2 separate regions of the Homo sapiens genome follow, and region 2 is linked to region 1. A link is an interaction called in ENCODE POLR2A ChIA-PET data of the cell type or tissue named here. Cell type or tissue: PC-3. All regions are shown on one strand. Links, peaks and the distances in the headings refer to the core of each region. The heading gives the core; the rest is flanking DNA.

Region 1 (5,666 bases), core at 670-4,669:
TTTTGAATGTATACAGAGCTTCAAATCCTTTAATTGCAGCTCACTCTTAAAAAAACATCAGATAATTCACTTAGAAGAGAAACAATGTAAATGTGATGTATGTGGCAAGGTCTTTAATCAGAAGCGATACCTTGCCTGCCATCGTAGATGTCACACTGGTGAGAAACCTTACAAGTGTAATGAGTGTGGCAAGACCTTTGGTCATAATTCATCCCTCTTCATTCACAAAGCGCTTCATACTGGAGAGAAACCTTATGAATGTGAAGAATGTGACAAAGTTTTCAGTCGCAAATCACACCTTGAAAGACATAAGAGGATTCATACTGGAGAGAAACCATACAAATGTAAGGTTTGTGATGAGGCTTTCGCATATAATTCATATCTGGCAAAACATACTATACTTCACACTGGAGAGAAACCTTACACATGTAATGAATGTGGCAAAGTTTTTAATCGACTATCAACCCTTGCACGCCATCATAGACTTCATACTGGAGAGAAACCTTACAAATGTGAAGAGTGTGACAAAGTTTTCAGTCGCAAATCACACCTTGAAAGACATAGGAGGATTCATAGTGGAGAGAAACCTTACAAATGTGAAGAATGTTGCAAAGTTTTCAGTCGCAAATCAAACCTGGAAAGACACAGGAGGATTCATACTGGAGAGAAACCATACAAATGTAAGGTTTGTGACAAGGCTTTCCAGAGGGATTCACACCTGGCACAACATCAGAGAGTTCATACTGGAGAGAAACCTTACAAGTGTAATGAGTGTGGCAAGACCTTCGGTCAGACATCATCGCTTATAATCCATCGTAGGCTTCATACTGGAGAGAAACCTTACAAGTGTAATGAGTGTGGCAAGACCTTCAGTCAGATGTCATCCCTTGTATACCATCATAGGCTTCATAGTGGAGAGAAGCCTTAATAGTGTAATGAGTGTGGCAAGACCTTCCATCACAATTCAACCCTGTAAGTCATAAGGCAATTCATACTGGAGAGAAACCTTACAAGCATAATGAATGTGGCAAGGTTTTTAATCAAAAAGCAACCTTTGCACATCACCATAGACTTCATACTGGAGAGAAACCTTACAAATGGGAGGAATGTGACAAAAGTTTTCAGTTGTAAATCAAACCTTAAAACACATAAGAAAATTCACATTGAAGAGAAACCATACAGAGGTAAGGTTTGTGACAAGGTTTTTGCATATAATGCATATCTGGCAAAACATACTAGAATTCACACTGGAGAGAAACTCATTATAAGTGTAATGAGTGTGGCAAGACCGTTGGTCAAAATTCACACCTTGTAATTAAAAGGTCAAAATTCACACCTTGTAATTCATAGTGGAGAGAAACCTTACAAGCACAATGAATGTGACATGGTTTTTAATCAACAATCACACCTTGCAAGTCATCATAGACTTCATACTGCATAGAAATCTTACAAACGTGAACAATGTGACAAAGTTTTCATTCACAAATCCAGCTTCAAATACATAGGAGAATTCACACTGGAGAAAAGCCATAGAAATGTAAGGTTTGTGACAAGGCTTTCGGGAATGATTCACACGTGGCACCCCATACTAGAATTCACACTGGAGAGAAACCTTACAAGTGCAATGAGTGTGGCAAACCCTTTAGTGGGCAGTCACCACTTATTCACCATCAAGCAATCCATGGTATAGGGAAACTTGACTAATGTAATGATTGTCACAAAGTTTTCAGTAATGCTACAACCATTGCACATCATTGGAGAATCCACAGTGAAGAGATCTTACAAGTGTAATAAATGTGGCAAATTTTTCAGACATCGTTCATGCCTTGCATTTCACTGGTGAACTCATGCTGGAGAGAAACCTTATAAATGTCATGATTGAGGCAAGGTCTTCAGTCAAGCTTCATCCTATGCAAAACATAGGAGGATTCATACAGGAGAGAAACCTCACAAGTGTGATGATTGTGGCAAAGCGTTTACTTCACATTCACACCTCATTAGACATCAGAGAATCCATGCTGGACAGAAATCTTACAAATGTCATCAGTGTGGAAGGGTCTTCAGTCCAAGGTCACTCCTTGCAGACCATCAGACAATTCCTTTTGGAGACAGTTGTTTCAAATGCAGTGAGTATAGCAAACCATCAAGCATTAATTGACATTAGAGTCAAATCAGCCTTGACCTGAGTTTGTTGATTTAACATTGATTTCAAGCATTAATTGCCATTAAACTGTTTATGTTAAGAGGATTGCACTGGGGGCCATGGCTCATGCCTGTAATTCCAGCACTTTGAGAGGCAAAGACAGGTAGGTCACTGGAGCTCACGAGTTTGAGAACAGCCTAGCCAACAGATGGGAGCTACTTTTCCCAGCCTTTATTTTCTTTTTCTTGTTTTTTTTTTGAGATGGAGTCTTGCTCTGTCGCCCAGGTTGGAGTGCAGTGGCACGATCTCAGCTCACTGCAACCTCCTCCTCCCAGGTTCAAGCAATTCTCCTGCCTCAGTCTCCCAAGTAGCTGACACTACAGTTGTGTGCCACCACACCTGGGTAATTTTTTGTGTTTTTAGTAGAGACTGGGTTTCACCGTGTTAGCCAGAATGGTCTCTATCTTCTGACTTTATGATCCACCCGACTCCACCTCCCAAAGTGCTGAGATTACAGGAGTGAGCCACTGTGCCTGGCCTGTTTTTTGTTTCTTTAACAAAAAGTTATAGAGACTTCTATGAGTATTGTACCGAATCTAAATCACAATTGAGTATATAATCATTGAGCGATATTCATTTTTCCAATCAGTATGGGATTTATATCTATTTATACATGTTTTTAATCATTTTGATCAATGTTTATAGATTTCAAGGTACAAACCTCACTTTTTATGTTTATTCCTAAATATTTCTTACTTTAAGTTCTTTAGCAAATGGAATTGGTTTTTAATTTTCTTTTAAAATTATTTATTGTTAATGTATGGAAATTCAACTAATTTTTGGTGCTGTTATTCTATTCTGCAAATAAACTGAATGTGTTTGTTAGTTCCAGTTGCATTTTGGCTGACTCTTTGTGATTTTCTTTACAGAAGGTCATGTCATCTACAAACAAATAAAATTTGACTTCTTTCTTTCTGATTTGGATGAGTTTGATTTCTTTTGCTATTTCATTGTTCTGGCTAGGACAGCCAGTATTGATTGAATAGAAGGGGTGAGAGCATTCTTGCATCATGTGAGATCCTACAGGAAAAGCATTCCGTTTTCCCTGATTGGTTATTTCTGCTGTGGTCATTTCATGGATGGTCTTTGTATTGCTGAGGTAAATTTTCTTCTGTATCTATTTTGTGTGGGATTTCTATGATGACTTGATGTTGACTTTTGTGAAATGCTTTTTCTCCATGTATTGAGATGATGTGGTTTTCATCTTTCATTGTGTTCAAGTGGTATATCACATTGATTTGCTTGACTATGTTGAACCATCCTTGCATCCCAGAAATAAGTGGCACTTGCATATCTACAATCCTTTTAATATCCTCTTGAATACAGTTCGCTAGTACAAGGGGTCTTCAAGAAGTTCATGAAAAAAATACATATTATGTGAAAATTGCACATGATGTCACATTTTCTGCACCAAAATAAACTGGCACAAATCTGTTATAACATGTCTGAACAGGGTCTAGTTTGAGGCACTCAGAAGGGGAAGACATGAGTTTGAAAAAAGAAAGCAGTGTAAATTTTGCTAAAATTGAAACAAGAAGAAACATCAAATTTATGATGAGAGCAGATGCAGTGGCTCAGGCCTGTAATCCAAGCACTTTCAGAGGCCGAGACAGGTGGGTCACGTGAGCCCCGGTATTCAAGACCAGCCTGGGCAGAATGTTGAAACCCCCTTCTCTACAAAAAATACATAAATTAGCTAGGCATGGTGGCACATGCCTGCTGGTTCAGCTTCTGTGGAGACTGCAGTGGGAGGATGGCTTGAGCCTGGGAGTTAGAGGCTGTAGGGAGCCGTGATCATGCCACTGTACTCCAGCATGGGTGACAGAGACAGACAGTGTCTCAAAAAATGAATATGGTGAAATTTGGGTAGAGGAACAATGAAATCATTAATGCTTTATGAAAAGGTTATGGGGGCGATGCCCCAAAGAAATCACTGTTTTGTAAATGCATAAGTCATTTTAAGTTGGGACAAGACAATGTTGACTAAAATGTAGGAATTAGCTTGGTGTGGCGAGTGCCTGTAACACAGCTACTCGGGAGGCTGGTAGAAGAATGGCTTTCATTTTGGAAGCAGAGGTTGCAGTGAGCCGAGATCGCACAACTGCAGTCCAGCTGGGCCACAGCAAGACTCTGTCTCAAATAAAATAAAAAAAATAAAATAAATAAAATACTGCTTCTCAAAAAAGCTTTGATATAATCTTATGAGGTAACATCATTGTTTTGCAACTATAATATGTGTTCAAAATATTCTTCTATGACCCCACATTTCATTAGATATATTTTTTAACCATTTTAAAACTGTTTTTCTCTGAAATTTATTGTGTTCAGTTTACATTGAGGACGGCATGCTTTCTAGTCTGTATCATACATTGGAAACATTTTCTGGTACCTGATAAATGATTTTAGTTTGTTTCAATGTGTACTTGATAAAGATATCAAGGAACTTTTTCTTTATGCTAACATCAAAATTTAGTTGAAGTAGCCTATTATTCCATTTTCTTTCTTTATGTCACCTGATAAAATGGTGAGCTGTGAGCTGCTAAGTAAACGTTCCCCTCAAGTTCCTCTGGTCCATAATATTTTTTGCAGATGTTCAAGGATGGGCAGAATTGACTTGGAACCTTGTTCCAGCAAAGCCCGTGTGTTCAAGAAGAAAACATTTGTTCAGATCTCATTTGTAATGCTGCTTCTCTTTCAGTGTTTTAAACACCTATAGCTAGGGGTTCACAGTTGTGTGTATTTTGAATGTACTACTGTCATTTTTCTGGGAAAATAATTACATGTTTAGGATTCATGCCATCAGGACCTTAGACATTGAAAGAGACATTTCATTTGCTCAGGTGTATAAAATTGTCCTGGAATGTTTTTTTTTCTTTCTTTTTTTGAGACAGGGTGTCACTCGGTCACCCATACTTGCATGCAGTGACACGATCTTGGCTTAACGCAACCTCTGCCTCCCAGGCCCAAATATCCACCCCAGTCAGTTCTTAAATGGCTGAGACCACAGATGCACACCACCACGCCTGGCTAATTTTTTGTACTTTTGGTGAAGTATCTCCTGCTCGAAACAACAGTGACTCAACCAGTAATGTACAGGTGAGGAATGAGACCAGAAAAGCTCAGTCAGAGTGACACTGACCCCTGAAATACTTTGTCAAATAGTTTGTGGCTTTTCCTTTAGGAGAGGGTGATGCTCAGGTGTAATTTGAATTTTTAATAGATTCCTGTCCTACAAAAATGTAAAAAACAAAAATACCGGAATGGAAAAAACAAGAGATTTGACTCAAATTGTCTTGAACCTATTCTTGTCTCTGTCCACACCCACTGCTTTTCCTTATCTCATCTCACAGCTTTAACCCACCTACCCATGTCCCCTGCAGGCCTCTCCACTGAGCTCTACAATCCTGTGTGCAGTTGTCTGCTCACCTCTCTGCTGGGACATCAAACAGGCATCTCCACCTTC
Region 2 (5,666 bases), core at 1,012-5,011, 180 kb after region 1:
CAATCTCCTGACCTCGTGATTTGCCCACCTCAGCCTCCCAAAGTGGGGGGATTACAGGTGTGAGCCACCGCACATGGCCAAGGCAATTTACTTCTATAGAAGGGTGCGTCCTCATAGATGGAGCAATGGTGAGTGCACACTTGGGCAAGGGACAGGAAGGGGTTCTTACTCCAGACGCATGAGGCCCCTGCTGCTGTGTCATTCCCCTATCGGCTAGGATTAGACCGCACAGGCTAAGCTAATTCCGATTGGCTAATTTAAAAAGAGTGATGGGGTGAGTGGTTTGGTGGGAAAAATGATTATGGAATGAGTCAGGTTGGAGAATTACTCAGGGTGGAGCAGGTGATTAAAAAAGGTTGCTTTATGAGGAAGTTAAGTTTAAAAGTAGAAGGCAAATAATTGCACATACTGACACATTGATTCTTTGAAGAGAAATTTAGAACTCATATCTAACAAGTGCAGCATAAAATAACAAATGTAAGGAACAACTGGGCAATTTATATGCACTGTTACAAGGTCAGTGCTTTTTTTTTTAATCACTTTTTTTCTTATTGAGACGGAGGAGGGAACTCTGGGGTAGAGGGTCTTACTTTGTCGCCCAGGCTGGCCTGGACTTCCCAGCTCAGCTATCCTCCTACCCCTGCTTCCTGAGTAGCTGGGACTCCTGGCTCCCACCACCCCACCCACATCCCTGCTGTGTTTAAGCAGCAGGTGGTGACCTCACTCCTCCCTGGCCTGAGCCCTCTGCTCCCCACCCCAGGCAGTGGCTCTAGGAAAGTCTCTGGAGCTGAGCACAGGGTGGACTCTCCCACCCCAGTGAATGAAGAATAGAAAGGGAGAGGATTTCTAATTGGTTCTGTGGGCCGTCAGCATAAAATTGTACATTTGGCTCAGGCAGGACTTTGCATTTCGCATTCTAGTTTGCATTCCTGCCCTAGACAACTTTGAGGTTTTGGAATTAAATTGCTAAAATTAATTTCAATAGTAAGGAACTTTCCTGGATCTAATTACCACCCCATGTTCACTTCTCAGGGAGGTACTATTTCCCTGACTCCTGAGCTGTTCCAGCCTCACTGGTGGGTTTCGCCTTCAAAACCTGGAAAACAGAAACACGGAGAGTGAGATAGAGGGAAGCTCAGGCCCTGACCCCTTCATTCCCCTGCGAACCCCTCACAGCCCAGGCCTCTTCCCCCCTCACCCCCCCACACCAGGCCCCTTGTCCTTCATGCCCCACCCTGGCCTCACTCAGGCCCCACCCACTTAATCTGCATCCCTTCCTGGCCTTGCTCAGGCCCGGCTCACCTCCTGGGGTTCCACCCCCCAGTCCTGGCTTTTGTCCTGCCCTAATTGGCACAGACCCAGAAGCAGATGGCGTGGACTTAAAAGTTCGTGTTAATTGGCCTTAGATTCCCTGCCCCTAGACCCAGGACCCAGTGGTTCCTTCTTCTTCTTTTTTTAATTGGAGATGGGGTCTCACTTTGACACCCAGGTTGGAGAGCTGTTACAGGATCAGAGCTCACCGCAGCATAAACCTCCTGGGTTCAACGGATCCTCCCACTTCAGCCTCCAGAGTAGCTGGGACCACAGCTACATGCCACCGCATAGGGCAAATTTTTGTGTTCCTCATAGAGACGGGCTTTCTCCATGTTGCCCAGGCTGGTCTCGAACTCTAGGGCTTAAGGGATCCAGCCGCATCGGCCTCCCAAAGTCTTGGGATTACAGGCATGAGCCACCACACCCAGCTTGTTCTTAATTAAAAAAAAAAAAAAAAAATAGGCCTGGTGCAGTGGCTCACACCTGTAATCCCAGCAGTTTGGAGGCCAAGGCTGGTGGATCACCTAATTTCAGGAGTTCGAGACCAGCCTGGCCAACATGGTGAATCCTCATCTCAACTGAAATACTGAAATTAGCTGAGCATGGTGATGCTTGCCTGTAATTCCAGCTACTGGGGAGACAGGCAGGAGAATAGCTTGAATCCGGGAGGTGGAGGTTGCAGTGAGCCGAGATCGCATAACTGCATTCCAGCCGGGCAACAGAGCGAGACTCCGTCTCAATAAAATAAAATAAAGTAAAATAAATAACTGCTTCTCAAATAAGCTTTGGTAGAATCTTACGACATCACATTATCATTTTCAAACTATTATATGTGTTTTGAATTTTCTTCTTTGACCTCACATTTCATTAGATGTATATTTTTTAACCATTTTAAAATTGTTTTTCTCTGAAATTTATTGTGTTCAGTTTAGATTGAGCACTGCCTGCATTCTAGTCTTTATTATGTATTGGAAACATTTTCTGGTACCTGATAAATGATTTTAGGTTGTTTCAATGTGTACTCAATAAAGATATCAAGGAAATTTTTTCTTTACACTAACATCAAAATTTAGTTCAAGTAGCCTATTACTCCATTTTCTTTCCTCATGTCATCTGATTAAATGGTGAGCTGTGAGCCTCTAAGTAAACATTTTCCTCAAGTTCCTCTGGTCCATAATATTCTTTGCAGATGTTGAAGGATGGGCTGGATTGACTTAGAACCTTGTTCCAGCAGAGTCCATGTGTTCATGAAGAAAACATTTGCTCAGATCTCATTTCTACCACTGCCTCTCTTTCAGTGTTTTAAATACCTATAGCTAGGGGTTCACAATTGTGTGTATTTTGAACGTATTACTGTCATTTTTCTGGGAAAATAATTGCATGTTTAGGATTCATGCCATCAGGACCTTAGACATTGAAAGAGACATTTCTTTTGCTCAGGTATATAACAGATGGTCCTGGAATTTTTTTTTTCCTTTTTTGAGATGGAGTGTCACTCTGTCAGCCATGCTTGAGTGCAGTGATACGATCTTGGCTCACTGCAACCTCTGCTTCCCAGGTCCAAGTGATCCTCCCTGGTCAGCCTCCCAAATAGCTGGGACCACAGATGCACATCACCATGCCTGGCTATTTTTTGTACTTTTCATAGAGACGGGATTTCACCGTGTTGCCCAGGTTGGTCTCAAACTCCTGGGCTCATGTGATCTACCCCTGTCAGCCTCCCAAAGTGCTGGGATTACAGGCATGAGTCACCACACCTGGCCCATCCTGCAATTTTCTAGAGAAAAAACCAACACATTCTGTTGGCCCTTCCAGTCCATCACATAGGAATGAGCCGCACCTCCTTCTGACTCAACTCAGAGCTTCTCTGGATAACTTGGTGAAATGTCTCCTACTCTGAACCTCAGTGACCCCCATCTGTAATATACAGGTGAGGAATAAGACAAGAAAAGCTCAGTCAGAGTGACACTGACCCCTGAAATGATTGGCCAAATAGTTTGTGGCTTTTTCTATACGAGATGGTAATGCTCAGGTGTAATATGAATTTTAAATAAGTTACTGTTCTCCAAAAATATAAAAAACACAAGTACCAGAATGGAAAAAACAGGTAATTAGACTCAGATCATCTTGAACCTCTCCTTGTCTCTGTCCACACCCACTGCCCTTCCATATCGTGTCATTTCACAACTTTAACCCACCTACACGACTCCATGTTCCCTACAGGCCTCTCCCCTGAGCTCTGCAATCCTGTGTTCAGTTGGCTCCTCAGCTCTCTGCTGGGATATTAAACAGGCGTCTCCAAATGCACATTTCCATAGGTGACTTCCTAAACCCCTGAACACATTCCCTTGCAGTCCTACATGTCTCAGATGAGGGTGACAGGGTACTTCTGGGGACTTAGCCAAACTTGACAGCATGTATTTTTAAAATGAGAAATGAATTCCATTATTTGTAAATGTTGTAATTTATAACGTAAAGAAAAGTTGTGTGTATACATGAAAGGCGTGAGAAAATACATCATTTCCAAAATTCTTTTGAAGTGTGGGAGAAAAATATTTCAAGACCTCATCCCTATGGATCTGTGCTCCCAGGACCTCCCTGATCTCATCTCCTGCCTGTGTCCTCCTCACTCCCTCTGCTCCAGCCACGCAGGTTTCTTTCCTTTTTCTGGGGCTGAGGTTGCTCCTGTCTCAGGGCCTTCACCTGGGCTGTCCCTCGGCCTAGGACTCTCTGTCCCATCAGCTGCAAGTGACAAGCAGCCTTTCTTCCCTAAGTCTTTGTTGTGACATCACTTTATCTACAGTAACCTTTGTGATCTCCCACAGGCCCCATTTGACATTGCAGCCCCACCTTCACCCCCACCTCTGGTCCATGTTACCTGTTCTGTGTGATTCTTTTAGCTCCTTCGCTGTTCACTGGATCCTGGTGGGAACAAGTCCCCAAGGGGAGAGCAGAGCCAGAAGGTGGGGCTGTGCTCAGCTGGTACCCTCTGAGTGGAGCTCAACCCTGACTTCACATTAGGTTTCTCAGGCATTTTGCAAATACATCTTTTATGCTATTCTATCAAAGATTGCTATTATCATAGGATGGGACACACCCTCAATAATACGATGGCGCTGGTGATTCTCATCTGTGTCCAGCATTGAACATCAAGGCAGTTTCCCCCATATTGAGAACTGAGGTCAGTCTGTGATCCACAGGGAGGTGAGGGGGCTGTGCTCTGCATGGGGTTTGGTTAGGGCCAGATCTGTGTCCTGAAGGTCTGTGCCCTGCTTCAGCGTGTGTGTGGACATTTTCAGGAGGGAGCAAGATCTGAAAATGGGTCAAAATTACCCTTGTAGGTCTTCCTGTGGGGCTTTCTTATCTCTGCATGATCTCTGGTGCAGTGGGCAGTAGAGGACAGTCTTTATACCGGGTAAGGTCTCCCCTGTGTATGTTTTGTCACAGGAAAGGAATGTGTGGTTTCTAAACATTAAATCTCAGCTGGGTCTGGTGGTTTACCCCTGTAATCATAGCTCTTTGGGAGGCTGAGGTGGGCAGATCTCAAGGTCAGGAGATTGAGACTCTCCTGGCCAACATGATGAAACCCCATGTCTACTAAAAATACAAAAATTAGCTGTGCATCGTGGAGTATGGCTTGAATCCCAGCTACTTGGTACACTGAGGCAAGAGAATTCCTTGAACTGGGGAGGCAGAGGTTGCAGTGAGACGAGATCATGTCACTGAACCCCATCATGGTGACAGAGCTGGACTCCATCTCAAAAAAAATTAATTAAATATCATATTTTTTTCTCACACAGAATTAATTTCCAAAGACTCATGTTACATGAGAAAGCCACCAAGAAGACCAAAGAAAAGGAGACAAGGATGGCTCTTCCTCAGGTAAAGTGATATTCCTCAGTGGATTCTTCTCTCTCTTTTCTGATATACCAGGTATTGTAGTAGGCAGACTTCCGTGAGTCTGAAGCGTCCTGCGTCACAAGTTTGCTCGCACTCACCCAAGGCTTTTCTCAGTCCCCGTCATCTTAAATTCTATCTCCCTTTATTGCCCAGGCTGGAGTTCACTGGAGCAATCTGGGATCACTGTAACCTCCACCTCCCAGGGTCAAGAGATTCTCATGCCTCAGCATCCCAAGCAGCTGTGATTATAGGTGTCCACCACCACTCTGGGCTAATTTTGTATTTTTAATAGAGACAGGATTTCACCATGTTGGCCAGGCTGGTCTCAAATCCCTGACTTCACTTAATCTCCTTGACAGTTTTTCACTGTTGCTAAGAATAACACACTGGCTGCCTGTGAGCATGGTGACTTCACTGCAGATATCTGGAAGTTTCCTGCAAGTTGGGGCATT

Evidence for each region. Peaks named below come from ENCODE experiments on the same cell type or tissue, not always from the same donor. Only the 100,000 strongest peaks of a DNase experiment are listed, where the experiment ranks them.
Region 2: POLR2A ChIA-PET joins it to region 1 with 9 read pairs; 2 of 35 experiments call an interaction of 5 or more read pairs at or near these places.

Annotation. Positions count from the first base shown.
Region 1 is chr19:52,835,987-52,841,652 of GRCh38, reverse strand. It overlaps ZNF468 (zinc finger protein 468), which reads left to right. Exons shown (of 4, transcript NM_001008801.2): 4 at 1-3,643. The coding sequence ends at 928. Among named protein-coding and RNA genes, the nearest start is that of ZNF28, 17 kb to the right of the region's middle. In PC-3, for the core only: no CTCF peak of the experiment used is centred there; no DNase peak of the experiment used is centred there.
Region 2 is chr19:52,660,292-52,665,957 of GRCh38, reverse strand. It overlaps LOC122539214 (Zinc finger protein LOC122539214), which reads left to right. Exons shown (of 4, transcript NM_001396016.1): 2 at 5,115-5,196. The coding sequence starts at 5,134. It also overlaps a transcript of ZNF83 not described here. Among named protein-coding and RNA genes, the nearest start is that of ZNF83, 25 kb to the right of the region's middle. RefSeq lists an enhancer at 1,307-1,807. In PC-3, for the core only: no CTCF peak of the experiment used is centred there; a DNase peak (open chromatin) is centred at 3,117; H3K4me3 peaks cover 18 bases; H3K27ac peaks cover 2,211 bases.